Regions from separate parts of the Homo sapiens genome. Here region 2 is linked to region 1. A link is a loop called in an ENCODE intact Hi-C map of the cell type or tissue named here. Cell type or tissue: gastrocnemius medialis. All regions are shown on one strand. Links, peaks and the distances in the headings refer to the core of each region. The heading gives the core; the rest is flanking DNA. Region 1 holds the start of LOC124900708 (a long non-coding RNA gene). Region 2 overlaps SPMAP2L (sperm microtubule associated protein 2 like).

Evidence for each region. A loop is a pair of places that touch in the nucleus more often than their neighbours do. Peaks named below come from ENCODE experiments on the same cell type or tissue, not always from the same donor. Only the 100,000 strongest peaks of a DNase experiment are listed, where the experiment ranks them.
Region 2: a loop joins it to region 1, with 2.6 times the contacts of the local background. A loop is called at or near these places in 2 of 110 quality-filtered maps.

What each region holds. Positions count from the first base shown.
Region 1 is chr4:56,653,962-56,659,333 of GRCh38, reverse strand. HOPX (HOP homeobox) reads left to right here. Exons shown (of 4, transcript NM_032495.6): 2 at 1,435-1,559; 3 at 3,322-3,477. The coding sequence starts at 1,518. LOC124900708 (a long non-coding RNA gene) reads right to left here and starts at 1,441. Exons shown (of 3, transcript XR_007058128.1): 1 at 861-1,441. In gastrocnemius medialis, for the core only: a CTCF peak has its summit at 2,777 (motif pointing right); DNase peaks (open chromatin) are centred at 2,816, 3,943 and 4,753; H3K4me3 peaks cover 2,205 bases; H3K27ac peaks cover 3,665 bases.
Region 2 is chr4:56,542,719-56,548,090 of GRCh38, reverse strand. The region is part of intron 1 of SPMAP2L (sperm microtubule associated protein 2 like); the gene reads right to left. Among named protein-coding and RNA genes, the nearest start is that of SPMAP2L, 15 kb to the right of the region's middle. RefSeq lists a silencer at 3,277-3,466. In gastrocnemius medialis, for the core only: a CTCF peak has its summit at 3,379 (motif pointing right); a DNase peak (open chromatin) is centred at 3,300; H3K4me3 peaks cover 746 bases.

The sequences.
Region 1 (5,372 bases), core at 114-5,113:
ACAAAATGTTTCAAGAGCCCATTGCTTCCAGGAAGTTCACAGTGAGCATAAAAGAAATATAGGCTAAAGAATAATCCACTGGCTTGTTTCCCTTTTGGCCAGCTCACCACAGGACTCTGGGTTTATTTGGAGAATCTGCCATTGATAACCTTTTGTTCTTGGTTTGATATTAGTGCTATTACAAAGAGGTCAGAATGACTGGGAGAGGGAGGATAAGATGACAAATTTGAGCCCAAAGAAATTTTTTGGTTACTACAGAGGTAACCAAAGATTTCCAGTTGATAGTGCTTTTTGTGAGCTAGTTTATAAAAGTAGATATTTTTAAAATAAATGATTACAGGATTAGGGGACAAAAGTAGAACCATTGGGTTGACCCAACTGTCTACCCCAAGCATTGGAATTAATTTAGAAAAAAGCCAGCAGATTGCATGTAACATCTTGAAAAAGCTTATGCAATGTCTTCCCAAAACCACAAAGGAAAAATATAACCACAGGACAAATTACTCCTTGAATGTCTGATGAGATATGAATAGCCACAACAATAAAACTTGTGCTAAGATTAACGTCTGAGTAGCTTTAAAGTATTTTTAGTTCTTTTAATCTGAAATTGTTTAGACTATCTTCAGAGAAACTTCTCAACTGTTTTCTTACTGGAAATAGTTGAAAAGCTTTATAAGGCCAAGGTTACCCAGGCAGTTTGATTTATATCTTCTTTAAGAGAGACAGAGCGAGAGAAGAAACGAAGTAACAGCAAACATTTGTCAAGCAAAGGGCTGAGAGCTTTGCAGAGAAATAACAGATACATTTGACTATAGAGATCTTCCACCTTCGTTTCTAGAAATCAGGTTTGCTTGGTGTACCTTGGAGAAGTAGGCGCTTTCAAATGGTCCTCCCACAAGTCTCAGCAGCCAACCAAAGCCAATGATTCTCAGCCAACTAACCCAAGGAGTTCTTTAAAGTTAACCAGGACCTCTCCACAAAATCTCATACAAAGTCCTGTAACAAGAAGCCACAGAAATCTCATAAAATAAAATGCAGTAAATTAAATGTAAGACCAGTAGCAGCCCTTGAGTGTTATAACAGGAATTAAATAACCAAAAAAGAGGGGAAAGTATAAGCAGAACAGTCAGTTTAGAAATTAATATTTCTGAAGGACTGAGGATTCTACAAAGAAAAAGACAAAATTTTCATGGAAGAGCCGGCACAACTATGTTACACAAAATTAGCTGGAACCTTCCTAAGGCAAGAAGTAAAATCAGAGGCAGCTGTCTCCCAGCCCTTGTTTTCTTTCAAGCGAAGCAAGCAGTGGTGGGTGGTTCCCGTGGGCAACTTTGGCTAGAATTGGTGTCCTACTAGGACAGTCTATGCCCATTCAAAATGGCAATGAGCTCCTGCCTGCATTATGACTACTGCCCTCCTGATTTTTCCTACCAGACTAATGACAGACTGCCCCACTGAGAAGGGTCTAGCGGAGCACAGGTCACCAGCTGGGCAACATTCAGAAAGTTAGTCTTCCTATGCTCATTTTCCTGGGCTGTTACAGAAGAAGACTGGAAGAGGTAATTTCCAAGGTTCTTCCCAGCTCTGAAGTTGTGTGTCAAAGGTACGGGCAATGGGTGCACACAGAAGAAGAAGTGTTTCTGACCTGGTATGACCCTCTCCTGCCTAGCACCGTGACAGGAATCAGTGCTATGATTTTTAGGTGGGAAAGCACAGAATCCCCTAAAAACATGGGATTTCATGGTGGCTTGGCAAGTGACTTGAGCCAGACTCTCACAGTAGAATGACTTCCCGTTGTGCCTGAAAGCCCCTTCAGAGTGACCCAAAGGAGAGGTAAAGACACTTATTTAGGAAGTAGAAGATGCAGGTCACAGTGGAGAAGGTTATAACAGCATTGGGTACATTCTGCCGGGACATCAGTGAAGTGTGGCTCATCCCAGGCACAAACCACATCACAACCTACTCAGGATTGTGCTGGATGATTTTGCAATTGTTTGTTAAAACAACAAACCAACGTGATTCCCACACTTGCCCTTGTCTTTTACTGTCAGCGACAGTCAAGTCCTGACAGGTGTGCCAAACCCACAGCCAAGGATATCTTGAAGACTCCAACTTTCTATACCTTCATGCATCTTAAATTAGCAGGAGGAGGTGGATGGGGTTACATCTGCCAATTTTTAAAATTTTTAAGTTTTTGGTCCCAATTCAGAGACTTCGTAGGTATGGAGAGAACCCAGCAGGAAGTCATGTTGCTTCAAATTTGCTAGAGTAATGGTTGGCTCTAAAGTAAGGAGATACAAGAGATCTTGAAGCTTGTGATGGGCCCATTTTCCTGACTTTATAGTAAATTTTAATACAATCACAGGGAAGTCTGAAATTTTAAAAGACAGCTGACTGGATCCTCCTCAGTTGGATTGTGGCTCCATCTTGCAAGTCCTCCCCTCGGGGAGCACACAGTGAGGCAGGCTCTTTGCCGTAAATTGTGGAATAGTGGCCTGGTGACTGCAGGCCGGGGACTCACTAAAGCATACTTAGAAAGAGTGGGGGCGAAGGGTTGAAGGAGGAGGTTGCAGAGCGGCAGAGTGGCACATGCAAGCCCACAGGTGGAAGTTTCTCCCGTGTCTCAATCCCCTGCCTTAAATCACTTCTCTGCGGACCTATCTCCATCTCTGTAAAATGGAAAGACATTAAAAGCACCGCCTCCGTCTCCCCAACTTTGAGAAGTAACTTGTCTTGCGGGGAACTTTTTTGGAGGAAGGGTGGGGTGTGCAGCCCTGCCTGGAGAGGGCCCCAAAGCGCCAACCCACTGCGGAGACAGAAGGCCGCCTACCGGGGAGGCCGGAGGCCGGCTAGTCGCGGACTCGGGCGAACCCACCCTCGCGATCTGTCAAGTCTGTCCCCAGGGGAGGTCCCCCTTTCGGGAGGAAGTTTTTAAGGGGATTTCTCAAAATCACCCCCGCGCTTCCTTCACTCCTTCCTTAGAGCCGGAGGTCGGTGAGGGCCCGCGGAATCATCTATCTCGCCCCCGTCGCAGGCAGGGATACAGTTCCTGCAAGGGGTCCCGGGGGGCGCGGGAGGCGCAGGACGCTAGGCTCTGCCGTCAGCCCGCAACAGCGCTCAGTCCAGGGAGGGAGGCCCGGGTGGGGGGCAGCCGTAAGCCCCCGCTCAGCGTGCAGCCACCGGGGACTTGCGCGGCCGTGGCACCGCTGGAGGGGGCGGCCTGGGGCTGGGGCTGCCCGGCGGCGCCGCGACCGCCTTCCTTCGCTGCGTCCCGCCCGCTCCACGCCTCGCTCACCGCCGCCGCTTCTCCCTGCCCCGCAGCGCGCAGGGACCATGTCGGCGGAGACCGCGAGCGGCCCCACAGAGGACCAGGTGGAAATCCTGGAGTACAACTTCAACAAGGTCGACAAGCACCCGGATTCCACCACGCTGTGCCTCATCGCGGCCGAGGCAGGCCTTTCCGAGGAGGAGACCCAGGTGCGTCCCCACACGCGCCCAGCGCGCCCCGACCCCTGCCTGGGCTGAGCCTTCTCGCGGCTGGGCGGTCCTGTTCGTCCGCGCCTCCCGCCGGGCTGCCCTCCCCATGATCTCCCATCGCTTCTGCCCGCATCCCAGGGGCCCAGACCCTGCATGGCTCCCGCCGCCGCCTCCCCGCTTCCCCGCTCCCATGGGCGCCCGGTCTCCCCGCCACCCCCATCCAGCCGTGGTTCCCCGGGAGCTGCGCAGAAACCCCTCGGTCACCAGTCCTTTCTTTTCCACTCTCCCCGGCAGCCCGGGATACACGCTTTCTCCCTCTGCGAGTTGGGAGCAGCGTCTCTCGCCTGTCCCTGTCTCGCCTTCCCGGCTCGGTCCCCTCTGGTCTGTCTGCGAAACCTTCGGGAAGATCTATTCTAGGCGGGAATGTCAGAGCTGGAAGGCGCCCCAGAGACCAGCTAGCCATAAATTCAGTCCTCCGGTTTGGCGAACCAGGAGGCTGAGGCCGGGAGGGAGGGCGCTGTCAGGATGGCAGGAGCGGTGAAGCATGCTCTCTCCACCACATCACACTGCAGCGTCCCCCGAGCTGCAGAACTCACGCTGCACGAAGCCACGGAGATTTGGTTCCGATTTTTTAAAAAATTCCCCGGCTCTAAGGTTTAGAGGTTTTTCCTGGCGTTTTATAAGACGGTAGATAGCTAACATTTCAGCTGACGGCAGCGGCAGCCGATGTCCCCCTAAGTGCATTCATTGACTTATCTATTTTTTAAATGCTCCTGTATTATCCCGAAAAGTGCCAGGTAAAGAATGCAACACGGCCTGTGGTTGTTAACCACAGGTGCAATGTGGGAGCCTTTAGCTGACTTTTAAAACCCTGTCTAAACTCCGACTTCTCTTTTCCCTTTGGTCATGGAAAGACAATCCTTTTGCATGATAGACTACTTGGAACTGATCTAGCATCTCTCCTGTGGGTCCCCAAAGCACTTCACACTTCTAACCTCAACTCTAAAGCAGAGACATTATTTTTCCTATTTTATATACCAGAGCATCAGGCACTTGTCCTGTCACCATGAGCCATGCTCAGTTGAGGTTTAGAAGCTTGTAATGGATCCAGTAGATCCAAGGACCAAGACCCTGGACCCCAAGTCCAAAATTATTTTTACTAATTAAGCCAGAGGCACTCTTTGGAGAGCTTGTCCATAGATGATCCTGTCATTTACAGGTCAAACAGAAAGGCAAACATATCTATTTTTAGCAAATGGAACAGCTGTCTGGCCAACCAGAACCAGAACTTAAAGGAAGGTGATTTACTGTAACCCAAGTCTAACAGCTCATGTTTCTTGGCATCCCCTGAGAAGGCAGCCTGCTGAAATTTTATCATTTGAAATCCCACGCTATGCTTAGAAAAGAGGAGTGATCATGGAGACAACTTATCTTTTAAAAACAAGGCTGTGAAATATTGTGGGCACAGCACCAACAAGAGGTCCAACCCCTTCTCGGCCTCTGATTGTGCCTGGCGAGTTGCCATCAGTCATCTTACCTATAAAGCAGCATAATTACGTTGACCTTTGTAATGGCTAATACTTGCCAGGCATTTTTCCAGGCACTGTCCAAGTAGTACATCATTTATTTGTCACAACAATGCTGTGAGGGTAGATACTATTAGCCCACTTGTCCAGATAAGGCAACTGAGGCACAGAAAGATTAAATATACTTGCCCAAGACAGCAGCCAGAAGGCAGCAGGACCAGGATTTGAACCCTGGAAGCCCAGACTCTTAACCACCTTGCTATGCTCTCTCTACAGAGGAGGCATAGAAATCACTAGATGAGCAGGAGGAGACAACTGACAACTCTCTTGGTGCTGTCTTTCCTCTGCATTAGGCAACAGTCCTCCCAG
Region 2 (5,372 bases), core at 316-5,315, 110 kb after region 1:
TAAAAGTCTAAATTAGTATATTTTATGAAAAATAATTTGATAGTGTCAGTAATGTTTACATGTCTTAGTCCAATTCTATTTATAGAAATGGACCCTAAAGAAATAATTCAAGTGTGGGCAAAGATTTATGCAGAAAAATCTTCATTGTGGTATCTTTAACAGTGGGAAATTAGGTAATCCTGAAATGTCCAAAACAGAAGAAATGGTTAAGCTAATGAAAAATCTCGTTTATAAGCTGGGTTTTTTTGTTTTTTTGTTTTAATGTGGAAAAATGTAGGTGATCCCATAGGCCTTATAATGATGGATTGCTCCAGAGTCTTTTCTTGGGAGTTTTTAATCCCATCCAAGAGTTTTGAAATAACATTGTCTAGAATGTTTTTGGTAAAGAAAAGTGGGTGCGCTACAGCATCAGACAGACCTGGCTCAAACCTCAGTTTTGTTGCTTACTCCACTGTACAATCTTGGGTAAATTAATTTCTCAGGGATTTAGTTTTCCCTTCTCAGATAGGAGGATTAATAGGTCTGTGTAAAGATTACTGATAAACAGCCTCGTGCAGTGGCTCATGCCTGTAATCCCAGCACTTTGGGAGGCCAAGGCAGGCAGATCACCTGAGGTCAGGAGTTCGAGATCAGCCTAGCCAAGATGGTGAAACCCTGTCTCTACTGAAAATACAAAAATTAGCCACTCATAGTGGTGTGTGCCTGTAATCCCAGCTACTTGGGAGGCTGAGGCAGGAGAATTGCTTGAACCTGGGAGGCGGAGGTTGCAGTGAGCCAAGATTGCACCACCGCACTTCAGCCTGGGCAACAAGAGAGAAACAACTCCATCTCAAAAAAAAAAAAAAAAAGAGAATTAGTAATAAAACAAGATTAGTGTATACATGTACATCACTTACATATATATGTATAGCATCTTGCATATGGTAGATGAATGGTAGTTACAATTATTGGTTACAACTTCAGTGTATCAATGGCTTAAATAGAGCACTGTAGGAAACACAATTAACTATTCAACGAACTTGTGATTTGGCTCCTATAGGCAAGCATGGTGCCAGTATGGAGAGAACACAAATGACGAAGGTCTCTCTTCTCAAAAAGTTTACACTCCAGTGGGAGGCAGGCTATGAATTTAAACAAAAAAAAGTAAATGGAACTTTTAAATTCAGATATTTTCTGTTGTTCCAGACCTAAGGGAAAAGGGAGAGTAGTCTACAAAAATGTCCCTCACAGCCAGCCGTGCTGTCACCCATGAAAGTTGCAGCACTTATTCTATGGGCTTTTTATGTATTACCAACCTTGCCTTTCAGCTTTATGACCTGACACAGGTTAGAGAGTCAGTAAAAAACTGAATCAGTCCTAAAAGACCATCTATAAGTACTGATAATGTGAATGAATAACTCTTTGCTATTGCTCTTTCATACTATAATTTCTCCTATAGGTAAAGTTTTCACTCTTTATTTTAGAAAACACACTTTTGAGGTTATCTCACTAATTGGCAGGATGAAATAGCTCTCAGGTGGCTGTTGTTAGCTAATGTCCCAAGCAAAGCAGTGTTATAGTGGTTTCCAAATTTGTCCACAGATTAGAATCACCTGGAGATCTCTTACAAACTACAAGTCCCAGGCCACATCTCAGACCAATTAAGTCACAATCTCTGGGGAAGGGACACAGGCATCAGCATTTTTTGAAGCAGACAAGTTTGGGAACTGCTATCATATCATTTAATGGCTGAGACCACTGGCTCTGGAATCAGAGTTCCCGGAACGAAATTTTGGCTCTAACTTCTGATCTAAGGCAAGTTTATTTAGGCTCTCTGCAACTAAGTATTTTCACGACTGAGTTCTTGCTTCAAAAAGTTGTTAGAGGAAAGTTAAATAATACAAGGAAAGCACTCTGCACAGTGTCCAAAACACAGCACTATAAATGAAATCCATTATTAATTCTAAGAATTTAGGAATTAAGATTCTGCTTAAATTTCTGTGAATTAAAAAAAATGTGGCTGGGCACGGTGGCTTATGCCTGTAATCCCAACACTTTGGGAGGCCAAGGCAGGTAGATCACCTGAGGTCAGGAGTTCAAGACCAGCCTGGCCAACATGGCGAAACCCCATCTCTACTAAAAATAACAAAAATTAGCTGGGTGTGGTGGCGGGCGTCTGTAATCCCAGCGACTCAGGAGGCTGAGGCAGGAGAATCGCTTGAACCCAGGAGGCAGAAGTTGCTGTGAGCCGAGATCATGCCATTGCACTCCAGCCTGGGGGACAAGAGCGAAACTCCGTCTCAAACAAACAAACATAAACAAAAATGTTTAAGTAATTGTTAAGGAAGTGTTTACTATTAAGGGTTCCAACTGCTTTTTTTTTTTTTTTTTTTGAGACAGGGTCTCTCTGTTGCCCAGGCTAGAGTGCAGTAGCGCAATCATCACTCACTGCAACCTCCACCTCCCCAGTTCAAGCGATTCTCGTGCCTCAGTCTCCCGAGTAGCTGGGACTACAGGTGTGTGCCACCAAGCCACGCTAATTTTATTTTTTGTAGACAGGGTCTCACTATGGTGCCCAGGCTGGTCTTGAACTCCTGGGCTCCAGCAATCCTCCTACCTTGGCCTCCCAAAGTGCTGGGCATGAGTCACCACACGTAGCCATGAAAATTATTAGTAAAATGTTAAACCTACTTTGTAAACATGTACTCACATGTATTTTCATTGGTTTATGTGTTTCTACCCTCCCTTCATTTCTAAAAGGATTTGAGGTTGCTTACATAAACAGACTACAATAGGATATGTCTGTTTTTAGATGAAAAACTCAAGGAAAGAGAAAAATAGTCAGGAGAAGGGTAAGAAAAATAAGGGAAGCATAGATAATAAAGCCTAGCATAGTTGTATCAGAGCTTTCTACCAGGGAAAGAAAGACACCAGCTGTTCCTAACAGTGGAATCTTTTAGGAGGAGGGTGGAGCAGGGGCTTCATCACCATGTATTTCTTTCTTGTGTTTGTTTTCTCTCTCATAGATTAGTCAATCACATGCAAATGTCAGTAGCCCGGCCGCAGACTAGGATTTACACTGACACAGCTGCGCCGGGCGGGTCTGTGTGGACAGCATTGTCCTCAGTGGTATAGGACAGGCTCGATGGCCCCGGGCGTGCTGGCCACCACCTTGCGGACAGTCGTCTCGGGGACACAGAAGCGCAGCCTGCGATGGGCTTTCCTGTTGAGAATGCTGCCGTTGCTGAGCTTTCTGGTCAGTGTTGCAGAGGATGACGTAGTTGTGCAGGTCCACAAGCGGGTCTGGAACTGCTCCACAGTCTCCCTCCCGCCCTCGGGCCAGGTGGCGCTCCAGACGGCGGAGCCAGAGCGCGTGCGGCCGGCAACCAGGCCACCAGGGGGCGCAGGTTGGCAGCGGCTGGAGGGCTGCGGGGCTCGGCCTAGCGGAGCCCAGCAACTCGAACTGCGACACAAGTTGAAATTTAAAAAAAAAAATCTCTCGGATGAGGTCTTAACTGGTGTTATACAAGGAGCAACATAATTATAAAACGTTGGTGGAAAGCCAAATAGAACCCTATTTTTTTTACGTTTTTTCGCCTCTTCAAAGTTTATTCCTGATTTGTGTTGCATGAAACTAAGTTAAAAAAAATAGTTTCCAGTGAAGTACTATAAATGACTGAGTATGAGGCATGATTTTCCCCAAAAAATTATTCTTCAGTAAAGGTTACCGTATATGCAAGCTCTTAAAAGAACCCATCTTAAGAGGTGCTTTCTCAATTGCTTTATTTTCTCAACAAAGAACTGGGCAAGGAAAACGTATTGGGGCCGGGCACGGTGGTTCACACCTGTAATCCCAGCACTTTGGGAGGCCAAGGCGGGCGGATCACTTGAGCTCAGGAGTTCGAGACCAGCCTGGCCAACATGGTGAAATTCCATCTCTACAAAAAATACAAATATTAGCCGGGCGTGGTGGCTCACACCTGTAATCCCAGCTACTCGGGAGGCTGAGGCACGAGAATCACTTGAGCCCAGGAAGCAGAGGTTGTTGCAGTGAGCCTAGGTAGGGCCATAGCACTCCAGCCTGGGCAAGAGAGCGAGACTCCATCTCTCTCTCTCTCTCTCTCTCTCTCTCTCTCTCACATACACACACACACACACACACTCTCTCTCTCTCTCTCTCTCACATACACACACACACACACACACACACACACACTCTCTCTCTCTCTCTCTCTCAATATATGCTAGAATGGGAAAAGTACAGAGTTCTCCCTACCAAAATTAATAGGTTAAGCGAAGGAAAGGAATAAGAAATTCAAAACAGATTTAGTAATTATTCTTGGGAATATAATCTCATAATCCTAAATGCTAGGTGTTGTTCTAAAGCTTTAAACATTATTTTATTTATTTATTTATTTATTTGAGACAGAATCTCACTCTGTCACCCAGGCTGGAGTGCAGTGGCGCAATTGGCTCACTGCAACCTCTGCCTCCCGGGTTCAAGTGATTCTTGTGCCTCAGCCTGCCAAGTAGCTGGGACTACTGGTGCACACCACGACACCTGGCAAATCTTTGTATTTTTAGTATAGAAGGGGTTTTGCCATGTTGGCCAGGCTGGTCTCAAACTCCTGGCCTCAACTGACCACCAGCGTCTGCCTCTCAAAGTGCTGGGATTACAGGTGTGAGCCACCATGCCCAGCCCTAAACTTTATTTTAAAAAGCAAAACATGGCTGGGCGCGGTGGCTCACGTCTGTAATCCGAGCACTTTGGGAGGCCAAGGTGGGCAGATCACGAGGGCAGGAGGTCGAGACCATCCTGGCTAACACGGTGAAACTCCGTCTCTACTAAAAATACAAAATATTAGCCTGGTGTGGTGGCGGGCGCCTGTAGTCCCAGCTACTCGGGAGGCTGAGGCAGGAGAATGGCGTGAACCCGGGAGGCGGAGCTTTCAGTGAGCCAAGATCGCACCCCTGCACTCCAGCCTGGAGACTCCGTCTCAAAAAAAAAAAAGCAAAACATAAACACAAAACGCAATAAACCACATAGTGATTGTATTGTAAAGGTAAAAGTACACGTACAGGATGAATTTTTTTTTTTAAGTTCCTACTTTTACATGACATGAATGGGTTCTGATGGCTCGTGATAATTTCCAGTGACAACATCAAACACAGGTTCAAAGGGACCCTGTCTTACTCCTAACAAAATAATAGAATCTAATAAAATAATGGTATCTAGGCAGTGAACAAGACTGGTTGTTGAAACCATCTGGTGAAAGGTGGATTGGAACTAACGTTGAGGGATCAGGGCTGACCTCACCTGAACCCACTCATCAATCTTACATTCCCCACAAGTGGGAGAGCCAGAGGATGCGCCTTACTCAAAGTGTGATGCT